2 separate regions of the Homo sapiens genome follow, and region 1 is linked to region 2. Evidence: read pairs that join two places in POLR2A ChIA-PET (ENCODE). Cell type or tissue: A673. All regions are shown on one strand. Each heading gives the region's core, and the rest is flanking DNA. Links, peaks and the distances in the headings are about the cores only. Region 1 overlaps ADK (adenosine kinase). Region 2 overlaps ADK (adenosine kinase).

Region 1 (5,391 bases), core at 107-5,106, 140 kb after region 2:
CTTCCGCCTCCCAGGCTCAAGCCAACCTCCTACCTCAGTGCCACAAGTAGCTGGGACCATAGGCATGCAGCACTATAACCAGCTCATTTTAAAATATTTTTGTTAAGAGACGAGGTTTTGCCAAGTTGCTCCGGCTGGTTTTGAACTCCTGGACTCAAGTGAGCCATCTGCCTTGGCCTCCCAAAGTGCTGAGATTATAGGCATGAGCCACTGTGCCCAGCCTGGAATATAAATTCTTTCCAGTACAAACTGGACTTCAAAAGTAAAGCACTCTGAGAAAACCATCAACAGTCCATTTGAAAGCAAAAACAGGCTGGGGGCAGTGGCTCATGCCTATAATCCTAGCACTTTGGGAGGCTGAGGTGGGCTGATTGCCTGAGCTCAGGAGTTTGAAACTAGCCCAGGGAACATGGTGAAACCCCATCTCTACTAAAATACAAAAAATTAGCCAGGCATGGTGGTCCCACCTGTAACTACTCAGGAGGCTGAGGTGGAAGAATCGCTTGAACCCGGGAGGTAGGGGTTGCAGCGAGCCAAGATCACGCCACTGCACCCCAGCCTGGTCGACAGAGCAAGACTCCATCTCAAAAAAAAAAAAAAAAAAAAAAAAAAAAAAAAAAAAACAAACAAACAAAAAAAAAACAGAAAAGAAAAGAAAGCAAAAATAAGCTTTAAAAAAAGGTAAAAATACAAAGCCCTGAATTCCAAAGTCATTCAGTTACTATAGGAGAAAAGTGTTGCAGGATAAGGGTACAGGACACACTCTGCTGATATTTAATTGCAGGTGAATCTCTTTTGTAACACTTCAAACATTTAAATTACATTATGAAGACAACTAACTTTTCTAAATTTGAGTATTTTTAGTATTTTCGAAATGCAAGAACTTTAAAATGCTAATAAAGGATACTCAACCCAATGCATAACTGGTTTCTAATTAGACATCTATTATTCTTTTAGAAGAAGATGAGGGTCAGAAAGCTTTCTTTGTAAAAGGCCAGGTAGTAAATAGTTTGGGCTCTATGGGTAATGAGAAAAAAACCAAGGACATTATCTAGGTACTTATAAAACAAAAAACTTTTACTGACAAATTTAGGAATATTAATAACAATAAAATTTTTTGTTTATCAGGTTTAGTAATGAGAAGAATGTAATTCTTTTAGGGGAAATAACATTTCATTTAATTGGTGTTTAAAGTTACTTTTTTTTTTTTTTTTTTTTTGAGACAGAGTCTCATTCTGTCACCCAGGCTGGAGTGCAGTGGTGCAATCTGGGCTCACCGCAACCTCCGCCTCCCGGGTTCAAGCGTTTCTCCTGTCTTAGCCTCCCGAGAAGCTGAGACTACAGGCGCACGCCACCACGCCCAGCTAATTTTTTGTATTTTTAGTAGAGATGGGGATTAACCATATTGGCCAGACTGGTCTTGAACTCCTGACCTCATGATCCACCTGCCTCGGCCTCCCAAAGTGCTGAGATTACAGGTGTGAGCCACTGTGCCTGGCCAAAGTTACTGTTATCAATCAAAATTGATCGCAAATATTCATCTGTTAACATTGATCTATAATAATTTCACATATTTCAACTTTGAATGTCTCTATATACAAATAGATACTCCCAAATACTGATATAAATCCAATAGCATATGATTTAAATTAAGCATATTTATCACTTAGAAAGCATTTATAGAATTCTATCAGAGCTTTTTCTTGATATTTCCCCTTTAGCATGTAGATTGCAGATTAATCACTTCTAATGTAACATAAGGTAGAAGCTCCGTGATTGCAGTGTTAGATGGATTTTGAAATAAAGAAGTTATCTCTGCTCTGGCATCAATATTGCTAAAACTATAGTTTGAGCCCACAAACATCTGCTACAAATGTGTGTGGAAATAGAAGTATCACTTCTTGTTTTAACTTTTGACAGAATGGGACATTGTATATAAAGCAGCTTGACATTACTTGTGATTCAAACTACATTAGCTGCTGTCAAATAACTTTACCATAGTATAAGTTTTACATATAAGCACTGGTATGCCTCAAAATTAAGAAACCATATAAAGGCTGCCACAGTGGCTCACACCTGTAATCCCAGCACTATGGGAAGCCAAAGTGAGTGGATAGCTTGACATTAGGAGTTTGAGACCAGGCTGGTCAACATGGTGAAATCCTGTCTCTACTAAAAATACAAAAAGCTTAGCTGGGCATGGTGGCATGAGGCTGTAGTCCCAGCTACTTGGGAGGCTGAGGTAGGAGAATTGCTTGAACCAGGGAGGTGGAAGTTGCAGTGAGCCAAGACAGCACCACCGCACTCCAGCCTGCGTGACAGAGTGAAACCCTGTTGAGAAAAGAGAAAAGAGACAAAGAAGAAAGAAAGAAAGGAAGGAAGGAAGGAAGGAAGGAAGGAAGGAAGGAAGGAAGGAAGGAAAGAAGGAAGGAAGGAAGGAAGGAAGGAAGGAAGGAAGGAAGGAAGGAAGGAAACAAGGAGAGAGAGAGAGAGAGAAAGAAAGAAACAAACAACAACAATATCAGTATCATTAAGAAATAATGTATTAGCCAGGGACATGATGGCTCACACCTATAATCCCAACACTTTGGGAGCTTGAGGCAGGAGGATCACATGAGTCCAGGAGTTCAAGACCAACCTGGAGAACATAGCAAGATCCTGTTTCTAAAAAAAAAAAAAAGAAGACGAAGAAGAAGAAAGAAAAGAAACAATATAAAGTCTTCAGTAAAAGCTAATTTTCAAAGCCATTTCATATGCAATAACAGTAGTTGAAGGAGCTTCTCCTTGTTTAGAAAAATTTGAATCTTGACCATAAGCTCAAACAACTGCAGTAATCAAACTGATGGGTGGTCAGGCAAGTCAAATATACAGCTTAAATTTCTGATAAAAACTTACAGAACTATCTCTTCATACAGCAAATGAAGTTCACTGTTGATAATACTGGTTCAATAATAAATGATATTCAAATAATAAATCATAGATTCAAATGTTGTCTACAAAATAGCTGCTAATAAATAATACAATGAATAGCCATAGGCTTTACAACCTTATAGTTTCACAAACTTTGTAGATTTCTCCAATTAACCCTTTTTTCTGATCCATATATATGTATAATGTATATTTAAAATATATATGGAGCAAAAAGGTTAAGTGGAGAAATCTACAAAGTTTATGATATAAATATGTATTTTAATATATTTTATATATATATATATATTTCTTTTTTTTTTTTTGAGACAGAGTCTTGCTGTGTCACCCAGGCTGGAGTGCAATGGCATCATCTCAGCTCACTGTATCCTCCACCTCCCAGGTTCGAGCAGTTCTCCTGCCTCAGCCTCCTAAAGTAGCTGGAATTACAGGCATATGCCACCACACGCTGCTAATTTTTTTTTTTTTTTTTAAGTAGAGATGGGGTTTCACCATGTTGGCCAGGCTGGTCTCGAACTCCTGACCTCAAGTGATCTGCCCACCTCAGCCTCCCAAAGTGCTGGGATTACAGGCTTGAGCCACTGTGCCCGGCCTCCACATATATTTTTACTACTATCAGTAGCAACACATCTTAACAGATTCTACTTCAGATTATGCTGAATTAGTGTTTTCTCAAATTTTTTGAAAATATTCACGTCTGCAGATGTTTCATCGACTTTTCATGAAAGCTAATTTTTCAGTCACTTCAAACTCAGCATTGGCTCTTTGAATAACTGATCAGTGTCAGTAACATCTGTTGGTTCATCAGAGCCAAGTAAAACCACTATCTTCTTTAACTGACTACCGATGTTACACCCAATGTCCTCAATTCACTTTTTTGTTTTTATTTTAGAGATGGGGTCTTGCTATGCTCCCCAGGCTGAACTCAAACTCCTGGGATCAAACGGATCCTCCCATCTCAGCCTCCCAAGAAGCTAAGACTACAAGTGCACACCACCATGCCTGGCTAATGTCCTCAATTCTGGTTTGTTTTTGTTTTTGTTTTTTTGGGGGGTTTTTTTGGTAGAGATAGGGTCTTGCCATTTGTCCAGGCTGAATTTAAACTCCAGGGCTCAAGTGGATTCTCCCACCTTCACCTCTCAAAGTGCTGAGATTACAGGCATGAGCCACCACACCTGGCCTAAAATCCTCAATACTCTTTTTATTTTTATTTTTGAAAAGATAGGGTCTCACTATGTTGCGCAGGCTGGTCTTGAACGCCTGGGCTCATGTGATCCTCTTGCTTCAGACTCCCAAAATGCTGGGGTTACAGGTGTGAGCCACTGCAACGAGCCTAATGTCCTCAATTCTTAAAGCAACTATGGTCACCAAATGGCTAATGATATTTTTAAAAATGTAATTTTTTTCTGAAAATATTCTTTAGCTGCTACAATGAAAATTTACTAACTTACCATTAGTAAATAGCTCTCCTTGCTTTGCTAACAAATGGGTCATTCAAAATCTTATATTAAGTCCAGCCTCCTTTTCAGTGTGAGAGTGAGTGAGAGAAAAAGTGAGTGCATGAAAAATTCTGCTGTTGTAACATATTACATTTCAAATTTTTGAATTTTTATGAGAATTATGTTCCTATGAATTTGGAACACTGTAAGTGCTTAGCCTGGTAATGGCAATATATATTCTATTTCTTTAGAAGGGCATAATAAACCTAATGCTTTACCATCTAATTGGATAAAATAATCCCCAGTCCACTGTGCTTTAAAACCATGAGATTTTCTCCTTTTCTTGTTTTGACATATAGGTATGCCCTAGTAATAAAAAAAAAATACAGTGTTATAGCACAGCAATACATATGGCACTTGAAACACTGTTGAATTATAACTGCATTACTGAGATGTGTAGTATGCCAAGCAGCAGTGTGAAGCAATGAAAATGCCAACTCCAATCTGTGTTGCAACGACTCAATTCTGCCATAGTGGTGGGAAGGCAGCCATAGACAATACATAAAGGAATATGCATCAGTGTCTTCTAATAAACTTTAATTATGAACACTAAAATTTAAATTTCATATAACATTCATGTGTCATAAAATATGCTTTCTTCTCCCAAACATTAAAACATATAAAAACCTTTCTTAACTTCTAGGCCATAAAGAACAAGAGGTGGGACAAATTTAGCCCACAGCTCATAGTTTGCCAACCCCTACTTTAAATAACTCACTTATTCACTTGGGCTCAGTTCGCCCTATGGTAACATATGAATAAATTAATGAGTATTATACCTATCTACTACAGAGAGCTACAATACAGCTCACCAAAGATAATGTGAACAGGTTCTGAAACTGGAAAACAAATATTTAGTGTTAAATTTGTTCTTAAATTGTTTTTTAAAAACCAAGTCTGTTTCACACTCAATATACTATGCTAGGCAATGTGGAGAAAATTATGAAGCATAAAACACAGTCCA
Region 2 (5,391 bases), core at 205-5,204:
ATATCTCTTCAACATACTGATTTCATTTCCGTTTATTTAATTATTTATTTATTTCTTTAGAGATAGAGTCTCACTCTGTCGCCCAGGCTGGAGTGCAGTGGCATGTTCTCAGCTCGCTGCAACCTCCACCTCCTGGGTTTGAGCGATTCTCCTGCCGCAGCTTCCCAAGTAGCTGGGATTACAGGCATGTGCTACCACGCCCAGCTAATTTTTATATTTTTAGTACAGATGGGGTTTCATCATGTTGGCCAGGCCAGTCTCCAACTCCTGTCCTCAAGTGATCCGCCCACTTCGGCCTTCCACAGTGCTGGGATTACGGGCATGAGCCACCATGCCCGGCCGATCTCCTTTAGATTTATATCCAAAAATGAGATTGTTGGATTATATAGTAGTTCTGTTTTTAAAGGAACTTTCGTATTGTTTTTCATAATCTCTGTGCCAATTTACATTCCCGCTAACAAGGGATCCCTTTTTTCCACATGATTTTGACTTTTTGATAACAGTCACAAATTTAAGGTAGTATCTCATTGTGAGGGAGAGGAAAGTGGGGGTGGGGGAGTAATTTTTTTTTTCTTTTTTTAAAGAGATAGGGTCTTCCTATGTTGCCTAGGCTGGCCTTGAACCCCTGGGCTCAACTGATCCTCCTATCTCAGTCTCCTAAGTAGCTGGCACTATAGGTACGCACCACCACCACTGAACCCAGCTTCACTGTGGTCTTTTGATTTGTATTTCTTTGATGATTAGGGACACTGCACATGTTTTCATATACCTGGGTCATTTGTATGTCTTCTATGGAAAATGTCTATTCAGGTCCTGGGCTCATTTTTTAATCGGGTTTTCTGCTATTGAGTTGTATGAGTTCCTTACATATTTTGGATAATTAACCTTTTATCATATATGGGGTTTACAAATATTTTCTCCCATTCTGTGAGTTGCCTTTTCTTTTGTTGTCTCCTTTGCTGTGCAGAAACTTTTTGGTTTGATATAGATACAATTTTGTTTAATTTTGCTTTTGCTGCCTGTGCTTTTAGTGTCATACATAAAAAGTCATTGCAAGACCAGTGTCACGGAGCTTTTCTAATATGTTTTCTTCTGAGTTTTAAGGTCTCAGGTTTTATGTTTAAATCTTTAATCTGTTTTGAGTTCATTTTTGTGTCTCATGTAAAATAACAATCTAATTTTATTTATCCATTCAGCAGTTGATGAACATTTCAGTCATTTCTACCTTTTGACTATTATAATTAATGCTGCCATAAACATTCATATACACATTTTTGTGTAAACACAGGTTTTCATTTTTCTTTGGTATATATCTAAAAGTGGAATTGCTGGGTCATATGGTAACTCTGTGTTTAGCCTTTTGAGGAACTGCCAATATTTCCACCAGTGGTGCATGAGGGTTCCAAGTTCTCCACATCCTTGTCAACACTTGGTATTATGTCTTCTTGATTATAGACATCCTAGTGGGTGTTAAGATAAAGCTCACATGGTTATGCCACTGTCTGATGGCTAAGATTAGCATCTTTTCAAGTGCTTATTAAAACTCCTTGCTTTGTGTATATGTGTTTTCATAAAGTGGAGGTAAGGTCCTGAGTTCATAAAAACTAAGGTGGTGTTCATAAAATACTAAGGTGGTGAAATTACAGTTAGCTTGTTACTTTTTGGAACTTAGCTGAGGAGACCTTCACATATACTAAGGACTCATCACTCTTGTTTATATTACAATAGATCTTATTCTTCCTAGAAGATGGGTAGTTCACTAAAGACAGCACCCATGTTTTCTTCATCTTTGTATTGGTCACATTGCTTCACAGGATACGTATAGTAGGCAGCCTCAATGAATGCTGGTTAAATAAGTAAGTTTAACATCTGATGTCATATTACCTTTATAATGCCTCCCTAAGATATACAATGGAAGAATACTATTCAACCCTCTTTGGAAAAATGATAAGCATATACAATTATGCGCTGAATTGGTAGGGCCATTTGAAAACTCCAAATTTTCCAATCCCAAGTTTAGTTCTCAGTGTGCCTTTGACTAGGCCAGAGATTTTTCATGTTTAGATGATCTAAGTTTTAAAACATTAACATCTATAATAAAACAATATCTTTATTTTTATTTATGAACATAATGGTAGATCATTTATTTTAAACAAATAATAAGATATCTCATTAGGGTATGATAAAGCCTAACTTAATTTATTAATTGTAAAATAAGCATTCAGTGGAATCTTTTGTTCTTTTCAAGTATAAAAGGCACAACTGGGAATAACCTTATTTCTATAATCCTACAGTATGGGCTATGAATATAGGCTCTGGTATTAGAGGACCTGAGTTCCAGCCCAAATCTGTCACTTATCAGCCAGGTGAATTTTAGCCAATTATTTAACCTCTCTAACCTTGAGTTCCTGCATTTTTCAAATGGATAACAGAATTTAACTCAGAAGGCTACTGAGAGAACTAAATATGTAATGTATTACTATGTGGTAAGCTATTATTATTCAAGGAAATATTGTAAATATGTCCAATATGGAATCAATTTTCAAATAAAAAATTATTTAAACAATACTAAGCCACTAGGATTAGTCTAAATGCCTTAGCTTAGAGAGGAACCAGGAAATAGGGATAGGAAAAATATATTATAGCTTTTGAATTATATATTATTTGTATGTACTATATACTTAAAATAATCAACTAAGTTTAATTATTAACTATTAAGAGAAATACCTTATTATAAGAAAACTATTTCTACATTATAAGTTGTAAGGAGAAATTATATAACCTAATAACAGGGGCTTCTAAAATGAAGCATATATGCCTACTAGAAATTATGTTAGTCTATATGTTAAAATTAAACCAAGTTGGTTTATAAGGAAAATCTGTGATTATTTCAAATTGAGACAATAATTTAAACATTAAAATAACATAAAATGATTTAACATTAGATATTTAATTATATGTGATATCCCTAGAATGTTTGCTTGATTTATCGTATATTATAAAATGTATATTCAGGAAAATATTTGCTGATTTAACTAATCATTTTCAATATAAAGGTGAACTTTCTTTTGGAAGCCAAGACAGATTATAATCCATTAATATATCTTTCAACAAAAAGGATGAAATCTTCCACTGGGTAGGCTGATAAACTCTTTTGTGTCAAAACTAAGCCTCTTTATCATGATAACCCAGAATAATGGTCGGCTGCTCTAGGCACTTTATCTACTTTACAGATGAAAAATCAGTTCTACTTTCATGGAATTAGATTAATGCCATAACAGGAAATACTTCTGGGGCTGAACTTGCTTCATGTCTTCAAAGCTGCCTGTAAATTTAAAGTACTTCCTGAACTCAAAAGATAAGACAGGGAAGGAAAAAGAAAAACAGTACAGTGACCCTTTTACTGAAGGAAAATATTGCTTCCTGAAAAAGATGTTGAAAGCTACTTGCTAAGGGCATTATGCTCTAGAAAGCCTAGGGCAAGTCTCTTTCAGTGGAACATAAGGGTTCTGGTCATATATCAGACAGTTGCTATAAATCTGTTCTTTCTATAATCCTTTTTGATAAACTTTAAGTCTTCCCAGTGAAAGCTAAAGTAATAACTTTCTCACCTTTTAGTACACACAGAATTGCTTACTCTTTTACATATGACATTTTATGAAGGATTACAGTTTTACACATTTGGAAAAACGCTGACTACAAACTCTAGAATTAAATTTTGGTTCAGAATGTAGATAAAGGCAGCCAATTCAGTTGACACCTTATCAGGTAGTCTAACGTAAAAAATAGGCCACATTATCTAGAACATATAAAAGAGTTTTTTGAATGGTGATGATACTGAAGATGATATATATAATAGATAATTAGGAGGAAAAGAATATTAACTGTCTGTATGCATTGAAACATGTCCATATAAAATCAGAGATGAAAATAAAACTAATGATTATACAACCTAAAAAGAGGGGGTAAAGGAGGAAATGAACCCACCATGAAAACAATAAAGAAAATTTAGAGAGAGAACACCATCAATGAATTTATACATATCGGGTTGCTTACAACATGCTCATCACTATAGAGTATACAAAATAATAATATTCAACAGATGCATACTGAGCACAATAAATACCAGGCACTATGCTGGTTGCCAGAGGTAATATGGTTATTAAGAGAGGCAAGGCCGGGGGCAGTGGCTCATGCCTGTAATCCCAGTACTTTGGGAGGCTGAGGCGGAGGGATCACGAGGTCAGGAGTTCGAGACCACTCTGGCTAACACGGTAAAACCCCATCTCTACTAAAGATAAAAAAAAAAAAAATTAGCCGGATGTGGTGACAGGCACCTGTAATCCCAGCTACTTGGGAGGCTGAGGCAGGAGAATTGCTTGAACTCGGGAGGTGGAGGTTGCAGTGAGCCGAGATGGCGTCATTGCACTCCAGCCTGGGTGACAGGGGAGACTGTCTCAAAAAAAAAAAAAGAGAGAGAGAGGCAAGGACCTTACCTTCTTATTAGCTGGCATTCTAGGAGGATTTAAACAAGTTAATTACAAATGGAGATAACTGCAACAAAGGAGACAAGCATGGTTATATAAGGTGGGGGTTGGGGGTTGGAGGGATATTATGACAACAGCTCATGGAGGAACAGGGAAAGCTACTTTAGATAGCTAACCAGAAAATGACTCTCTAAGAGGATGGCATTTGAGTTGAATGTTGAAGGTTATACATGAGTCAGCCCTTAGAAAACAGTGAAGAGCATTCCAGGAAGGAGGAGTAAGAGTGAAGGACTTTTGAAGGAAAAGGGCTTGGTTGTTAAAGGAATAATCAATGAGAAAGAACTAGAATAAGATGATATTAGACAGGTAGGAGGAAAGCCATGTAAGACATGTAGGGCTTTATACACCATGGCAGAAAGTTTGGAGTTTATTCTATGAGCAATCATTGGCAGCCATGAGAGGGATTTAAACATCAAAATGTTTTATGCTGGTTTGCATTTTTAAAAGGCCACTCCAGCTATTCTGTGGAGAATGGTTTGAAAGGGTTAAAAAGTAGAAGGAGATCAGTCAGGAGACTATAGCAGTAGGGCAGGAGAAAAATACTAATGGTCTGTAATAGAATGGTAATTGCTGATAAAAGAAGAGTAAATGGGTTCCAGATATAAAGATAGGGACTTATTGAAGGAAAAGAAAAAATCAAGGATGACTCCTAGGGTTTGGCTAGGGCACATGAGTCAAACCCTGCAGTGGTACCATATACAGAGATGTATTAAACATAAGAGAAACAGGATTGACACTGTATATTAAGAAGTCTATTTGCATATAATAATCTAAATAACCAGTTGGTCATTAAGTTTGGAGATCAGAAAAGAGGTATGTGCTAAAAATATACATTTGGAAATAG

Evidence for each region. ChIA-PET counts read pairs that join two places held together with the same protein. Peaks named below come from ENCODE experiments on the same cell type or tissue, not always from the same donor. Only the 100,000 strongest peaks of a DNase experiment are listed, where the experiment ranks them.
Region 1: POLR2A ChIA-PET joins it to region 2 with 7 read pairs; 4 of 35 experiments call an interaction of 5 or more read pairs at or near these places.

The regions. Positions count from the first base shown.
Region 1 is chr10:74,297,342-74,302,732 of GRCh38, reverse strand. The region is part of intron 3 of ADK (adenosine kinase); the gene reads right to left. Among named protein-coding and RNA genes, the nearest start is that of ADK, 150 kb to the right of the region's middle. In A673, for the core only: no CTCF peak of the experiment used is centred there; DNase peaks (open chromatin) are centred at 2,302 and 2,582; H3K27ac peaks cover 4,160 bases.
Region 2 is chr10:74,437,314-74,442,704 of GRCh38, reverse strand. All of the region lies in intron 6 of ADK (adenosine kinase), which reads right to left. Among named protein-coding and RNA genes, the nearest start is that of ADK-AS1, 89 kb to the left of the region's middle. In A673, for the core only: no CTCF peak of the experiment used is centred there; a DNase peak (open chromatin) is centred at 3,274; H3K27ac peaks cover 1,150 bases.